Regions from separate parts of the Homo sapiens genome. Here region 1 is linked to region 2. The links are chromatin loops, found by intact Hi-C in ENCODE. Cell type or tissue: ascending aorta. All regions are shown on one strand. Each heading gives the region's core, and the rest is flanking DNA. Links, peaks and the distances in the headings are about the cores only.

The links. Hi-C counts contacts between places; a loop is a spot of excess contacts. Peaks named below come from ENCODE experiments on the same cell type or tissue, not always from the same donor. Only the 100,000 strongest peaks of a DNase experiment are listed, where the experiment ranks them.
Region 1: it touches region 2 in a loop (1.8-fold over the local background); 4 of 110 quality-filtered maps call a loop at or near these places.

What each region holds. Positions count from the first base shown.
Region 1 is chr4:158,401,265-158,409,824 of GRCh38, reverse strand. No RefSeq gene overlaps it. Among named protein-coding and RNA genes, the nearest start is that of RXFP1, 120 kb to the left of the region's middle. In ascending aorta, for the core only: no CTCF peak of the experiment used is centred there; no DNase peak of the experiment used is centred there.
Region 2 is chr4:158,581,211-158,589,770 of GRCh38, reverse strand. All of the region lies in intron 2 of RXFP1 (relaxin family peptide receptor 1), which reads right to left. Among named protein-coding and RNA genes, the nearest start is that of RXFP1-AS1, 21 kb to the right of the region's middle. In ascending aorta, for the core only: no CTCF peak of the experiment used is centred there; no DNase peak of the experiment used is centred there.

The DNA.
Region 1 (8,560 bases), core at 2,697-6,696, 180 kb after region 2:
TACTTTGGGAGGCTGAGGTGGGAGGATCACTTGAGCTCAGGAGTTGGTGATTGCAGTGAGCTATGATGGCACCACTGCACTCCAGCCTGGGTGACAGAGTGAGACCTTCTCTCAAAAATAAATAAAAATTAAAAGTATTTGAGGACAATTTCGTATTCTTGAACAGGCAAGGATCAATAAAATAATAAATGAACATATGTTCTCAATGTGCCAAACTAAAACTTTTATAATGTAGTTCAGAGAATGCTGAGTGGAACATTTATTTTCCTTTCTTCAAAAACAATGCCAAAATAATTTTGTAATTAAGCTCATGGTCGTTGAGACTCAAATGATTTTCAATCTGTGTTGTCGTTAAACCAGGTGTATTAGTCCGTTTTCACACTGCTGATAAAGACATTCCCGAAACTGGGAACAAAAAAAGGTTTAATTGGACTTACAGTTCCACATGGCTGGCGAGGCCTCAGAATCATGGCGGGAGGTGAAAGGCTCTTCTTACACAGCGCTGGCAAGAGAAAATGAGAAAGAAGCAAAAGCGGAAACCCCTGATACACCTATCAGATCTCATGAGACTTATTCACTATCACGAGAATAGCACGGGAGAGACTGGCCCCCATGATTCAATCACCTCCACCTGGGTCCCTCCCACAACCTGTGGGAATTCTAGGAGATACAACTCAAGTTGAGATTTTGGTGGGCATACAGCCAAACCATATCACCAGGGAACTCATCTATATTTTTCTGCAAGTGAAATTTTACACGAAATTCGAATACCTTAAAATAGATAAAAGTAGTGCAGACAAGGCAGGCGCAGAGGCCAAACCTGTCCTTTGCTTCTTTTTCCCCACCAATCCATGGCCTGTTAGGCACCTCTGGGGAGGTGATCTAACGGGATGATTAGCTTCTTGGTACAAAACTCTTTTGGTTTATTATTTTTCTTTTTTTTTTCTTTCTTTCTTTCTTTTTTTTTTTTTTTTTTGAGACGGAGTCTCGCTCTGTCGCCCATGCTGGAGTGCAGTGGCGCGATCTCGGCTCACTGTAAGCTCCGCCTCCTGGGTTCCCGCCATTCTCCTACCTCAGCATCCAGAGGAGCTGGGACTACAGGCCTCCGCCACCACGCCCAGGTAATTTCTTTTTTTGTGTATTTTCAGTAGAGACGGGGTTTCACCGTGTTAGCCAGGATGATCTCGATTTCCTGACCTCGTGATCTGCCCGCCTCGGCCTCCCAAAGTGCTGGTATTACAGGCGTGAGCCACCGTGCCCGGCCGGTTTATTATTTTTCTTTTGTATTTTATAGTATCCCTTTTCCTCCTTCTCCTAATACCCTAATTCTCCTGCGCTCTCTCCTCCAATTAAGTTTCCTTTGTTTAGGGTTTTTTACTTATCTATATGAAATCTTTTACTTATTTATTTGATTGTGTTTCAGGACCTCCTGAAACACAATTTAAAAATTTCCACAACAGCATTTTTATTTCTGAGGATTAAATCTTGTGTAAATGTGTCCGGAATTGGTGGGTTTGCCCCGCGGGGAGGCAGCTAAGGCCCGGCGAGAAATTGAGCGCCCCGCCGGTGGGCCGGCACTGCTGGGGGACCCAGCACACCCTCCGCAGCCGCTGGCCCGGGTGCTAAGCCCCTCATTGCCCGGGGCCAGCGGGGCGGCCGGCAGCTCAAGTGCGAGGCCCGCCAAGCCCACGCCCACCCGGAACTCCAGCTGGCTCGCAAGCCGCGCAGCCCCGGTTCCGGCTCGCGTCTCTCCCTCCACACCTCCTTGCAAGCTGAGGGAGTCAGCTCCGGCCTTGGCCAGCCCAGAAAGGGGCTCCCACAGTGCAGCCGTGGGCTGAAGGGCTCCTCAAGTGCCACCAAAGTGGGCGCCAAGGCCGAGGAGGCTCCGAGAGCGAGTGAGGGCTGTGAGGGCTGCCAACACGCTGTCACCTCTCATAAAGACATATGTTAGACATGCAGAACCTCAGGCCCCATCCTGGACCTACTGAATTGGAATCTGCCTTTTAGGAAGATTCCTAGGTGATTCTTCTATACTCTAAAGTTTGAGAATCACTGCTTTAGAGGATTTGGGGGATATTAGGATAGAAAAAGGGAGACAATGTGAATTTATATATGATAGGCTTGGGAAATAATATTGAATAAATTATATATGTAAGGAAAAGTTGTGCTGGATGCTCCTTTCCTGTATGATTCTGGGTTAGAGTTGGGCACAGGAGAAATGTATGTGACATTTGGAGGGCAGAGGAGGCAGCAGGCAATGGCACTCAGAAGGTTCATTGTAGGGTTCTATGTATATGGCCAATGATCTGCTGATTTGCTTCTTTGGGGCGGGCAGCAGCAAGACCTGCAGCTTCATCTGCATCAATGTCTGCATCTGTGTCAGATCTTGCTGGGTCCCCTCCTCCAGCTTCTCCAAGTCCAGGGCCAGGCACCTGCGCAGCCCCACAGTGAAAGGCACCAGATTCCTGTAGGTCACCACTGTTGCAGTATGGACAGGGATATTCCTGCATGTTTCTGTTTGTCCTCTTGGGTTTCAGTTTGTTTTTGTGAGTTCCTGTTGGCCTTCGTGGATTCTAGTTTTTCCTCGATTTCTCCAGCTTTGTAGCCAAGTTTATTTTCCTATCTCTTGGCCTACCTGACCTGTAGCAACTTCAGACTCACTGCCAGGTGCAGAGGTAAGAGACTTGCAGAAAGACCTCTCCATCAGCTCTTGCCTGAGGTTCCTGGTTTGTGACTTTTTTTTTTTCTAATTCTCTAAAATGCTTTCTTCTGGAGTTTTATTTCCCCAGCTTCTCAAACAATTTTAAAGTTTAAACTTTTTAATAAATCCCTTCTTCTGTGTCCATCTTTGTGATCCTCCTCCTCTGATTAAGCTCTAATGGATACACTTACTGATTCTGCTAATGATTTCCCACCTTCTTTCAGATGTGGCTGATTGCACGTTACCTTATAGATATGATTTGACTGTGTTACCACCCAGTCTCATCTCAAATTTAAATCCCCACGTGTGAGCGGAGGTGCCTTGTGGGAGGTGATTGGATCATGGAGGCATATTTTCCCCATGTTGTTCTCTGTCTCAGCATAAGTGTTTCCTTATGCCTTAAAAAGGAGATTTACTTTTTCTAAAAGAACTGTCAAAGTTTGATATGCTAAAAATAGTTTTTATTTTTTGGTTTCTTGATGAGGCACACAGGATAGCCAAGATGCTACTTACTGCCTTTCTTTAGTAAATTTCATATAGGTAAGTAGAAAACCCTAACCAAGGAGAACTGAATCAGAGGTGGGAGCTCAGGAGAAGTAAGCTATTAGGAGAAAGAGGAAAAGGGATATTGGGAAATATAATAAGATAGTAATAAACCAAAATAATTTCACACCAAGAAACAAATAATCCCATTAGATCAGCCTCTCATATTTTCCTGTAGCTACATTTTTTGGTTAACCTTTCAAATTAACCAAATGTGAGTTTAACATAATTGGAAGACACAGATTCATTTTTTCCTATTTTAGTTAATGTCAAATTTGGCCAGAAAAATGAGGCCATTCTTACTCCTTCATATGAAATATTCTGTTTTATATCTCAGGAGTCTTCTTGTACCTTAAACTGAGTTATATGGTTGAAAAAAATAGCTTCCCTTCTTCATAATGTAGTCTATTTAATCTGCAGCCCACTATTAATGGCCTTTGGAATTCATTCATCTTTTCCAAATTTTCTTTTCTATCCTTCACTAGGGTATGAAGAAACCCATGTCTTCAGCCGGGCGTGGTGGCTCATGACTGTAATCCTAGCACTTTGGGAGGCCGAGGGGGGTGGATTGCCTGAGCTCAGGAGTTTGAGACCAACCTGGTCTCTACTAAAATACAAAAAATTAGCCGGGTGTGGCAGCGTGCACCTGTAATCCCAGCTACTCGGGAGGCTGAGACAAGAGAATCATTTGAACCCAGGAGGTGGAGGTTGCAGTGAGCAAAGATTGTGGCATTTCACCCCAGCCTGGGTGACAGAGTGAGACTCCCTCTCAAAAACAAACAAACAAAAACAAAAGAAAACCAAACCCGTGTCTTCAGGTGTAAGCTTATTTTATTTTAGTTTTTAGAATAAGTCCTAACTTTTTTTGCACTAGCCTTGTCTATTTCAGGCAGGTGCCCTGGGAATCATACTGTTAATATTTTCCAGATTTTTATACTGGAGTCATACAGAATGTATGAATCTCACTACTTTCAATCAAGGCAACATTGCTGGTGTTACTAGAAGACTTGTTGGTATACCGTGTCCCTCTGCTTGAATGAGGGCTCCATGAAGGGAGAGACTTTGGGTTGTTCACTGTTGTATCCTCAGTGCCCAGACAGTTCATGGCACACAGTAGGTGTTCAGTCAAGATTTCCCCTTTTTTGCCACACATGCTTTTAAATACATAGCCTTAAAACAATTGCTCACAGCTTATTGAAGGGAATCAGGAGATGCTTTGTGGAGGGTTTAATGTTAAATCACCCTTGTATCACGTGTTGCTTCTTAACCTGATTTGTGTGACTCAGTGCAGTGCTCTTAATGTGTCTGTTGCCTGAATTATGACTGTTTGCATTTTTCCCTGTGGTAGGCTGAATAGTGCCCCTAGCCCAGATGTCCATATCCTAACTTGTGGAACCTGGAATGTTACCTTATATGACAGAAGGATTTTGCAGATAGGGTTAAATTGTGATTCTCGAGATGGGAAGATTTGCCTCAATTATGCAGGTGGGGCTGATGTAATTACAGGGACCTTTATAAGAGCGAGGCAGGAGATCACAGTGAGTAGCAGGAAATGTGGCTATGAAAGTGAGAGGTTGGAGTGATGCAGCCACAAGCTAAGGAATGCTGGTGGCATTTGGAAACTGGAAGAGGCACAGAATGGAATTTTCTCCTGGAGCCTCTAGAAGGAACCAGCCCTGCCAGCACTTTGATTTTAATCGTCTGAGACTCCATTTGGAATTCTGACCTCTAGAACTGTAAGATAATAAATTTGTGTTCTTTTAAGCCACTAAGTTTGTGGTGATTTCTTAAAACAGCAACACAAAAATGAATACATTGACAATGTTTTTCATTTGTGGCAAATGGCTTCTTTATTTTGGGGTGATCTTTAAAATTTTTTGCCATTATTTAGCTGTCTTTAAATTTGAATGTGAAATAGAATTTTGTCAAGTTAACAATGCATTATTGATTTTGCTTCTATCTTTGTACATTATTTTGAGATTCTTTAAAGTTTGATGAAGGTAATTTCACAAAAAACTGAATCTAGTTTACTTAGACAACTTAGAATACGTTAGGTAATTTTTAAATTTAGGGACACATCTTTTTATATATTTATAAGTCACTTCCATAATGACTTTTCATTCATTACCTCATTTATTCCTCACAGCAACCCTTCAAAAGTAGTGTTAACCTTCTCTCATTCTACAGGTGAAGAAAGTAGTTTAGAGAGTATAATTTATTTTGCTCAGGGTCATCCAATTAGTAGATAAAAGAGAAGATATTTGACTTCAAATCTGCCTCTGAAAGATAGGCACTTGTTGCATTATTTTATTCTTAGCCCATTGGTAAAAAATATCTTAAATTAGTAAGGTGAGCTTTGCCTATGTTGTCTTTTGTTTGAGAAACTAGAAAGTATTGGCAATTAGAATCTGCATTCTCCCTGTTAGGAGAGAGTGGACAGTCTCTGAACTGGGACCCTCACGTGCCTGTGTTTGTTGAGGTTTGGATTGTATCTACCGGTCTGAGTTAGATTCAAGGATGTCAATAGAGTGTAGCAATAGTCAGCAATTCACATTCATGGAGCAGCCAAGTCAGATTAGATAGTTGATAAGGAACAAGGGAGTTAAGCCATAAGAATAAATATTTACCCATTAGACCAACAAATAAATACATCAATGCCTTGATGACAACTCTGTGAATAAAATGGACAGCATAAATTGATAGACTTTTTAGAGGCCAAGGGGGAGGGGGTATATCAAAATGTAAAATGTGCATGCAATTTGGTCTAACAATTTTACTGCTAGGATTCTTCCAAGTCTTGCAGGACCAGAGCAACATATAGTCTAAGGCTATTTTTTCCCCATGCCTGAGGCAAATCCTATCTGAGTACTCTACCTCAGCGGTTCCCAACCTTTTTGGTACCAGAGACTGGTTACATGTAAAACAGTTTTTCCATGGACCAGGGTGGGGGGTGGTTTAGGATAATTTAAGCACATTACATTTATTGTGCACTTTATTTCTATGTTAATTGTAATATATAATGAAATAATTATACAACTCACCATAATGTAGAATCAGTGGGAGCCCTGAACTTGTTTTCCTGCAACTAGACAGTTCCATCTGTGGGTGATGGGAAACAGTGATAGATCCTCAGGCATTAGATTCTCATAAGGAGCATGCAACCTAGAACCCTCGCTTGCACAGTTCACAATAGGGTTCATACTCCTATGGGAATCTAATGCTGCAGCAGATCTGAAAGGAGGTGGAGCTCAGGCGGTAATGCTTGCTCACCTGCCACTCACCTCCTGCTGTGTGGCTTGTTTCCTAACACACCACGGATTGGTACTGGTCTGTGGCCCAGGTTTGGGGGCCCCTGCTCAACCTGCTGCCCCATGGATTATGAAATTTCTGAATCTGGCTGGCTGGAGCAGGTACTATTCTGGGCCCTGTGAGAGTGTTGGGTGCTGTTCCCTCTACTTCTTTCTGATGGCTCTTTCTCTGGACTTAGATCGTTTATTTATATGTACTCTTTGATTTGCTGAATACTTGAGGAGCCTCTGCAGATTCCCAGGTTTCTGTCTCTGGGAAGTTCTCTTTGCTGCAGTTATCTGTGCTGCCAGTTCTAGCCTTGTTAGTCTCCCTGGAGTCTCAGTTGCATTTCCTCAACTCGGGAAGATGGTTGGGTTTTGCTGAGTTTCCCCTGCCTGCATCAGGAATTCTCCTGAGCAATAAGTTGGGACAACCATAGAGCTCACTTGTCTCAGATGAGACTTTAGACTTAGACTTTTGGGTTAATGCTGGAATGAGTGAAGACTTTGGGGGACTGTTGGAAGGGTGTGATTGTGTTTTGAAATGTGAGGACATGTGATTTGGGAGGGGCCAGGGCAGACTTATATGGTTTGGCTGTGTCCCCACCCAAATATCATCTTGAATTGTAGTTCCCATAATCCCTACATGTCATGGGACGGACCAGGTGGAGATAAGTGAATCATGAGGGCAGTTTCCCCCATCCTGTTCTCATGATAGGGAGTTAGTTCTTATGAGATCTGATGGTTTTATAAGAGGCTTCCCCCTTTGCTGGGCACTCATTCTTCTCCTTGCTGCCACCATGTGAAGAAGGATGTGTTTGCTTCCCCTTCTGCCATGATTATAAATTTTCTGAGACCTCCCCAGCCATGCTGAACTACGAATTAATTAAACCTCTTTTCTTAGTGAATTACTCAGTCTCGGACATTTCTTTAGAGTAGCATGAGAACAGACTAATGCAAGGACCCTCTGTATAATTTTCCATAAAATTTACATCCCCACCAACAGCGTACAAGAATTCCCTCTTCTCCACACTCCTGACTCTTTAGCAGTGAAATAATCATTCCTGCTCATGCCTGTCTTGCAACTATCTCATCTCCATGTGAATATACCTGCTCACTACCTCTCAGTGCTTTTTCAGTCCATCTTTTTGAATCTCAGAAGCCCAAATTCCTGGACTAGTCAAGCATGTAATATTTTATTTTAATGTCCTCACTTTGCCAATGTTCTAGCAAGGTTCATTTAAATTTCAGCAAGAATTCATGTGAGACATAAGCAAGATGCATGTCCAGCTGGTTTTTAAAGATAATTTCTGATTTTTTTTCTCTTTGAAAATTCCTGACTTCTATTTTATCCTCTGAAGACAGAGTTTTCTATTTAAAATATCAGTTTGTGCAGCTGTTGTGTGACTTTAAGTCAAACCTAGTTTCTGTCTTTTACTGTCACTGTAATATACTGCAAAAATTATATTGCTTTTTTAGAGTTTTCCAAGTTTATTTCAGATATGTCACTTTTTCCTTTGTCATGGATTAATGAAGCTGCTTCCTGTTTGGTTTGTGGATTTTATTTAAGAGTGTAATAAGAAAAATTTAAGCAAATTTCTTAAATTAGTTATTGACCTGAGACATTAAAAAGATATTGTTAATTTATAATCTTTTTTGATCATTTTTCCAAAATAAGTGCTGATCTCCCAAAGACATCAAAAACTGCAAGTGTGTGTAAATAAATCTAGTGAGGAATTAATCTTGGCAGGGTATAGTCAGATTTCTATTTGAAAGGCTTCCATTTATTTCCACATGACAGACCTATATCTAGTGAACTTTGATCAAATGCTTGAGGTGAAGTGAATTGAAGGACACCCTCATCAGACAAGCATTTTTTTTTTTAACCTTCCCTATGACACCTGTTAGTTGCATGTAAATCTCCCTTAAGGGATGACGTGTATCTGAAAATACCCACTGGATGTCTAAGCCGAATCATGGTAGTCAAAACTTCTTGGAATGATACATTGAAGACAAATAAAACTCTATC
Region 2 (8,560 bases), core at 2,835-6,834:
TGTCATATCTTTTAAGTGAACATTAGAACACTGATTGGCAAGACAGACCTTGTGAATTGCACTGGGACATTTGTGTGTGTTCAGTCAAATATGACCACTCTAAATCCCCTTCCCACAAAACCTCCCTTGCAAGCAAAAGCAGCTCCCCTTTCCTGTCTGATGAGGTTAGTTGTAGTTTGTTTGAAGACACATGAGTTACTTTACTTGAGGTAAATAAGTTGCCAACTCTCCTCAGGCCCTTTCATTACCAGGCTTCTTTGCTTCTCAACCTATTATAACTGGAGCCAGAGCCCAGCATGCTGCAGAACACAAATTGGACTTAGAGAAGACTGACATACCAAAAGATTTTGCTATTTTATAAAAGCAGAAACCCAAGGAATTTGCATGAGAATGGTTTCTGCAAGCATTAGACCAGGAAGTAGAAATATAGCTTTAGGTTAGGCAAAGCTAATCGATATGGGTATCTGATATGGTTTGGCTGTGTCCTCCCACTCAAATCTCACCTTGAATTGTAATAATACCCACTTGTTAAGGGTGGGACCAGGTGGAGATAATTGAATCATGGGGGCGTGTTCCCCCATGCTGTTCTCCTGCTAGTGAGTGAGTTTTCATGAGATCTGATGGTTTTATAAGGGGCTTCTCCCTTTGTTTGGCACTCATTCTCTCTCCTGCTGCTCTGTGAAGAGGTGCCTTTGGTCACGATTGTAAGTTTCCTGAGTCCTCCCAAGCCATGTGGAATTGTGAGTCAATTAAACCTCTTTTCCTTATAAATCACTCAGTCTCGTGTATTTCTTCATAGCAGCGTGAGAGCGGACTAATACAGTGACCTCCTGGAGTTTCTGGATTCCATGTGTTAGCTCAAGCAGTAGTTTTGCTAGATTGTTGACTGAAATCTGAACCCAATGCTGGCCTAGGCGAAAAGCAATTGAGGAGCAAATGCATACAAATGTTGAGTCACCAATGGAACAGATCATGAGGAACAGCCATTGTATTGTACAACTGCAAGGAACCTGTCATGGAATATGCTGTAGATTGACCCAACTTCATTGGTGTTTTCCTGTGCAGCAGAGACTGAAAAACTTCAGACAACATTTCACACCTCCTGTAGAGCCAGGATTTGGGATCCACTCACATGTATCTTGGTTAGAAGAGAGGTATAAGGTCATTTGTTTGCTGCTCTGTCTAAAACAGAAACATAGGAGCAATTGTGGAAGGGGATTTCAGGTACTACCAGCCTTGTGGGTGTCAAGAGAGGCAGCTGTGTTGGGGGCGGGAGCAGCAGCTGTCTCCGTTGTCAGTCGCAGCCATGATGGATCCAACAGCATGGATGTCAACTTTGTTTACACCCACTCTTCCAGCCCTTCTGAGAAGATTCTGCTTACCTAATTTCTGTCTAATATACCTAGAGTAGTTTCCGGTTTTTTCCATTTAACAATGACAGATGTGGGGAGGCTGACTGAATCATTGGATTAAAGTACGGCGGAACAATGATTAGACATTTAGTTAATTTGGGGAGCTCAAGTGGAATCTCATGAGGGTGAAAAAGCAGTGCATTTTTTCTGAACCCATAAATTTAGTGTAGTTTAATTTTGTGGTTGCCTAAAAAAAAGAGTCACGTGGGTTCTGGGGATGGGATCAGGAGCCTTACAAAATGTTCTGTTCTACTGGGCTCCGGAATCACCATATATTTCCTTGGCTGTCAGGTTTTGAGATTTTGGAAATTTATGGCATTGGACTGTCTTCCTTTCCTAGTTTTGCAGAGTTTTTTGACCTTTTGGCAAGTTTACTTTTGTAAACTTGTTTCATATCTTTAGATAAGGAGAATTCTTTGAGAGACTTTCATTCACCCCTTTTAAGAGAGGCTGAATGCTAGCATTTAGCCCTGAAAGAAGTCATATTTAGCAAGTACCCATCATGTTGTGCTAGGTGCTCCATTTTATCCTCATAACTACATTTGGTCATTATCATCATCTCCACTTACAGATATATATAAGCAGAAACCCAGATAGAAGAATGGATACTGCAGATAGAAAAATTGATACTGAAGAAGGTTAGGTGACCTGACTAAGAAACAGATTTATTAAAAATAACTAAACAATTAAAATCATAAATTATTATTGTATTTCTTTTCTAGGCCAAAGAATTTATGTAATGTTTACATTCTATCTATAGAATTTCACCTTTTGTGGGACATCAGCTTTAAGTATTTAGCTATTACTATTTGCTGCTTATTTTTCTGTTGTCTGTTTCACTTCTGTTATTGAGGCTCTTACATCAGTATTGTGTGAATTATAAAAAAGTTTATTTAAATAACAACCAGAAGTTGTTATTAACTGGAATTTAAATTCACATTATTTTTCTTTATGAAATCAATGAAAGTATTGCAAATCAAGGTATTACTAAAAACAATTTACCAAAAACATAGTAGTGTTATGAGTGGTTATATGTTTATCGATGTTACAAATAAAGCATGTAAGTAGGTAGGCCAGAGTATGTTGAGGCTTTGAGTATTCATATAAACAGTCTTCATGCATATCTGCAGAAGGTGAGTGAGAAATGGGCTTGTGAAGGTTTGAAGGCTTCGACCTTGCAGCCTACCAGGGCCTCGCTTCACTCTGTGCACCACGTTCATGTTCCTGTTACTGCCACATCCACCTACCTCAGGATCAGTGATGGAAATTAGGTGAAGTGACAGCATCCCAGAACACAGGGCTGTTTTGTGGGTAATGTTTCACTGCTGCTAGGAAATTCATGAGAGGTGGCTGGGTGACTGCCATAGATGCTGATTTTCTTTCACTCGGCTTCTTTAGCAGATCCTGTATTTAACTGAGCTTTTACAAATAGACAATTTCAATTTGCTGATTTTCTTTTTTTTTTTTACCATTAATAGATAATGCCATGCTTAAAACCATGGGCTATGTGCAATTTCCTAATCCTTTGTCCTCACCATTGTGTTCATTAAATAGCAACATCATCAAACAAACAAGCCTTTTAGTAATAAGCTTTTACTTTTCTTTCTGCCTTTCCAAAGTATTTTCCTCTTTCTACCCATTACTTCCTCCCACCAGAAGGCAGAAAGCAGAAATATAGAACATGGGAAATGTTGCCAAAATTGCAAAGTTGGAGAGTTAGCATTTTAAAGAAAACAGCTTTTGGTATATGTGTTTCTATATTTTAAATCCTGTGTCCTTCATATTTTAAGGATGTATAGGGCAGTGATCAAAATGGTTTTTCATACTTCAGTAATGATCCTGATGAAATTTATTCTCTGATTTATCTCGAGGCAGTCTAGGGTAGTGGAACAAGCACCGCACAGAAGAGAATATTGGGTTAGGGGATATGGTTTCCAGTATATATGGGTAGTGTTGTAAAAATGGCACCAATAAAACAAATATTTTTACTAAAAAAGAGCTTTTCAGCTAAAAATGATATAGTCATGCTATAAATAAAGTCTAAAAACATAGATTAAGAAAAATCTGATCTTGCATGCTGCATGAGCTTACTAAATATTTGTTGATTGAATGAATGAATGATTGGATTTCTGTCCTTAAAGACACTTCAGAGAAAGCTCAGTCTCTCTTATGCTAAAATAAAAACTGAGAGCTGGGGCATTTATCCAAAACACAAATTTACAGGCTTCTCCACTGGAGACTCTCATTTATTTGGTCAGCATGGAGTCTGGGAAATCTATATTTTTCATAAGTGGCCTAGGTTAGTCTTAAAGCAAGTTTTGGAAGAACTGCATTATGGGATTTGCCATAGTCAACTAGGGTCCTTCTCACATTGCATTGGAGGACAGCTAGAATTTAGTCACAGAAAAATCCTGTGACTCGGAGTGTATTGCTTTTAAGCAAAGTTGCTAGATGTCGACCATCAAGTAGTTTAAGACACTCAAATAAGATTAATGTGGGTGGTCCCCAACTTAAGGACATTTTGCTTATAACGGTCTTATTATACTTACTGTAATCTGCTTCATGCTATGCTTATTGATGTATATATTTTATCTCTTTATGAGAGTATAGTAGAAAATCTTTTTTACCTATGTATTTTTGTATACCTCAGTGACTACTAAGGTACTTTTATCTTTTTTTTTCTTTTATCATCCAGCTCAAAATGTCATAAGGTACTTTTAATATCATTGAAATCTAGCTCTTACTAGTCCTCATAAAGTGTTTAAAGTACATAAAATGCATGAACATTATTTCATTTGTACCAAGTATTAGTTATAATTTAGTTTTATGGAAAAGTGGGTGAGGCATACCAATTTGAATTCTGGAGAAGGCATCTCTCTCCCCCCATGTTGTTAGATTCCCCTGGCACTGGCACTGGGGGATGAGGACAAAGGATGAGATTTGATTGGGGACAGGAAACTTCCAAGTTTCTTGGATGCATTAACTTGTCACAGTGCTTTATCAGGCTTTTCTGAAATAGTTTCTCAGGAATATCCTTGAGAAGAGAGTTCTATGGTAACATATGTTTGGGAAATGCTGCATCCTCTATCCCCACTTGGAATTAATAATGCATGCTGGTATGATGAAATGAGAACTCAGGCAATAAAGAAATAGCTTTAATTTTGTTTAACTCTTTCCATATGACACCTATTAGTACATTTTGAAAATGTTTGCTTTTGCATTTGCACAAGAAGACTGTCTAGATCGTCTAGATCAGTGGTTTTCAAAAGTGTATATCTGGGACCAGCAGCAGCATCACCTGGGAACTTGAAAGAAAAGCAAATTCTTGGGCCTTACTTCAGATGCACCGAATTAGAAACTCTGCAACCTGAGAGCCCAGCAATCTATGTTTTAACGAGCCTTCCAAGTGATTAGATGTCTGCCAACGTTAAAAACTTCTGATTTAGACTAATCATTTTCTAGGTGTTATGAATTGGATAATAAAATTGTCTCCATTGGCATATGAATTATTTCAAAACTTAAACTGGTTTGATAGTCATCTGTGGTATTTGTTAAAAAAATGCAGATTCCTGGGCTTTACTCCTACTTATTAGATTAGCATTTCTGGGGTGGGGGGTTAGGACTCAGCATCTTTCACAGCCCCCCAGGTGGCTCAGATGCAGGTAGTCCTCAGAAACATTCCTGTCGATTTGCAGGGTCACTCCTGGGCTCCCTTGATGTTTGGTTGAGGGACTTATGTCTCTGTCAGAGCAGAGGCCAGAACAGAGTGTGTGATGATGTCATGTTAAATGGTATGATCATTTATGAAAATGAAAGGCTAAATGTGATAGTTTAATAAGTGTACATGCTTATTGATTAATAAATAAGTGGTTAATTTATAAGGCTTGTATTTATGCAAAGTGGAGCCTTTCTTTTTTTTTTTTTGGAGACAGAGTCTCACCCTGTTGCCCAGGCTGGAGTGCAGTGGCATGATCTTGGCTCACTGCAACCTCCACCTCCCAGGTTCAAGCAATTCTCCTGCCTCTGCCTCCTGAGTAGCTGGGATTACAGGGATGCACCACCATGCCTAGCTAATTTTTTGTATCTTTAGTAGAGACGGGGTTTCACCATGTTGGCCAGGCTGGTCTCGAACTCCTGACCTTGTGATCCACCCACCTCGGCCTCCCAAAGTGCTCGGATTACAGGCATGAGCCACCATGTCTGGCCCTAAAGTGGAGCATTTCTGATTCTCACGTATTTAGTCAACTTTCAGTACTCATTCTTCGAACACAGTGGAACATCTTTTGCTCATAAAGTAAAATGAGGTTATTACCCACAAGAGCAGAGGTGCCCTAGGCCACCAGAGTAAACGCTGGAATGCAGGCTGGCCAGGCAGAGCAATTCATCAAACTGTGTGGAGTTTCTTTGAATTTAATGACAACAGCAGTTTGAGGGACAGAATACATATACCTCTTTCTGGGGTCTTAATACCTTTTGGAGGCAACTGTTTATGGAAATCAAAGGATGTGACATTATCCTGGGCATCCTTTAAAGGAAATTGAGGCCACTAACAAATTACCTTTTCTGTGCCATATAGAAGGAAGTGTTCTGAGAGGAAAATCTTTGTGGTGGTAAGCCATACATAGTTTAAGTATCATAAAACACAAATAAACAAATTTGAGGTTAAAGCTAGGTCTGTATTTTCAGAAAAGCCTAGGGTTCAGCTACTTAGGTATTTGCAATGTTATTTTGAGAATAATAAATAGAAAACCAGAAAATTTTGAAAATACAATGCATGATTGTGCATTAATACACATATTTATGACACATCACTTTTCCTCCTGTGTTTTATTTACATTTTTAATTTTTATGGGTACATGGTCAGTCTATATGTTTATGGGGCATATAAGATATTTTGATACAGGCATGTGATGTGTATCCTTCTGTGTTTTTAACTTGAAAACAAGACAAACCACCAACTTTAGTGGAATATTCTAAAATGAGAACCGCTAATGTCTCCATCAAACCACCTGGCATTGCCATCATTCTGATAGCTGTATAGTAAGTTGTACTTGGGAAATAATGGAATAATTAATGTTCCAGAATTTTAAACACAGGACCAATTGAAAATTTTAAAACTGCTTGACATACTTCAAACATTCTTGTAATCTGATTTGAAAATATGTATCATCACCATCACACCCATAAATAAGTACTGCTTATCTAATTCTCATGGATTAGTAAGTGCCAAGCCAGTGACAGGAAAAATACTTTGGGGCATTAACAAAGTTTTCCTTCTCTTAAATTCCTTGCACTTTCTGCTCCTTTTCCTATCCTAGGCAGCTAGAATTAACCACTTTCATTGCCTGAAAGGGATGAGACAGAAGTTTACAGATAATAAGGTAGTCAAATTTCTTGGTATTTGATTTTTAAATGCTTAAATTTGATTACTGACAATAGATATGGAAGACCAAAAAAGAGAAGAGCTGAGCTTTGCTTTTCCCAGACTTAACAAGAGACTTGCACCAGAGAGAGTGGAGGGGTCTTTCTTCCTTCCCTCCTCCTTGGGCTGAATCTAGGGGAAACCACACATTTCCCATATTGGTTTCTGGGCTCTGGGTACAGGGGTAGCCTGGTGTCCTTTGCTAAGTAGAGGCCATATGTATGGCAGGACCCACAGAATTATTGCACACTCTGGCTTGACACAGGAATAGTAGAGGAGAAATGGCCATAAGGGCCTAGGCAGATGGACCTAAATATGAGCATGAAAATTCTCCTGGGCTCAGCCTGGCTCAGGTGTACTAAATGTTTCCTGTGAGCCCCAGAGTGCTGCAGATGTAGGCAGGAGAGGCACTGGATGTGAAAGAGCCTAAGACAGGCAGGAGATGACAGAGTGGTGACTTACGGCAGAGGACCAGATGGATTTATGCACATCTGAGGGGATGCTGCCATCATCAGCTGACAACAGGCAACCAGAACCCCCACACAATGTCCTGGCACCACAGAGACTGCTGAGCTCAACTGCAATGCCAGGTGAAGGGAAATGAATCAGACCTTTAACTGCCTTGGTTTAGACTTCTACCACTTGGAAGAATGGACCCTTGTAGCAGAAATTACCTTTGGCCATAGAAAAATGAAGATTTACATTTCTCACTCACTTGAGAACTTGAAATGATTGTCATGTCTACTGCTATAGTTTGGCTGTTTGTTCCCACCCAACCCCATGCTGAAATGTAATCCCCAATGTGGTAGTATTAGGAGTATTGGGAGGTGGGTCCTAGTTTGGATCATGAATGTGGGTCACTCATGAATAGATTAATGCTGTCCCTTGAGGGTGAACGACTTCTCTTTCACTCTATTGGCTCAAAAGAGAGCTAGCTTAAAAAGAGCCTGGTACCTCCCCTCCTCTCTCTTGCTTCCTCTCTCGCTATGTAATCTTTGCACACACTGGCTCCCCTCTGCCTTCTGCCATGAGTGGAAGCAGCCTGAGCCCTCATCAGAAGCTGAGCAGATGCTGGTACCCTGCTTTTTGGAAAGTCTGCAGAACCATGAGCCAAATAAACCTCTTTTCTTCATAAATTACCCAGCCACAACTATTCCTTTATAACAAGGCAAAACAGACATCCATGACTTGGATGAAATTGATGCAGTGCATCAATGTCTCCATCTTTAAAGGGAACAAAAACAGTCCCTTTCTCCTGGGTTGTCATGAGGATTAAATGAGGTAAAATGTATAAAGCACTCAAAATGGAAACTGCTATAAAAATACTACTCATTATTCATACTATTATACTTGCAATTTTAGGTTTGGAAGTTCATCTAATCTCTTATATATTTTAAAAAGAAAGTTAAAAATAATTTACCTTTTTAAAACCAAAATCCTTAAAGGGAAGACTTCATAGAATTCAAATTTTATCAATAAGAGATTTGTTTGAAGGCCCTACTACACAATGATTAACATCATAAGCATGTTCTTTCCTCCCAAACAAAAACAAAACAGAACAAGCCAAGCATTTGGTATGAATTCTGAGCAAACCATGATGTCAGAAGAGTTATGTAACCTCTCTGTACTTCCATTTTCCTTCCCTGTGTAATGGAAATAGTCTATCATATCTAATTTATAGTGAGGAGGAATGAGAGAATGTGCTTAAAGGATTAGGACTATGTCT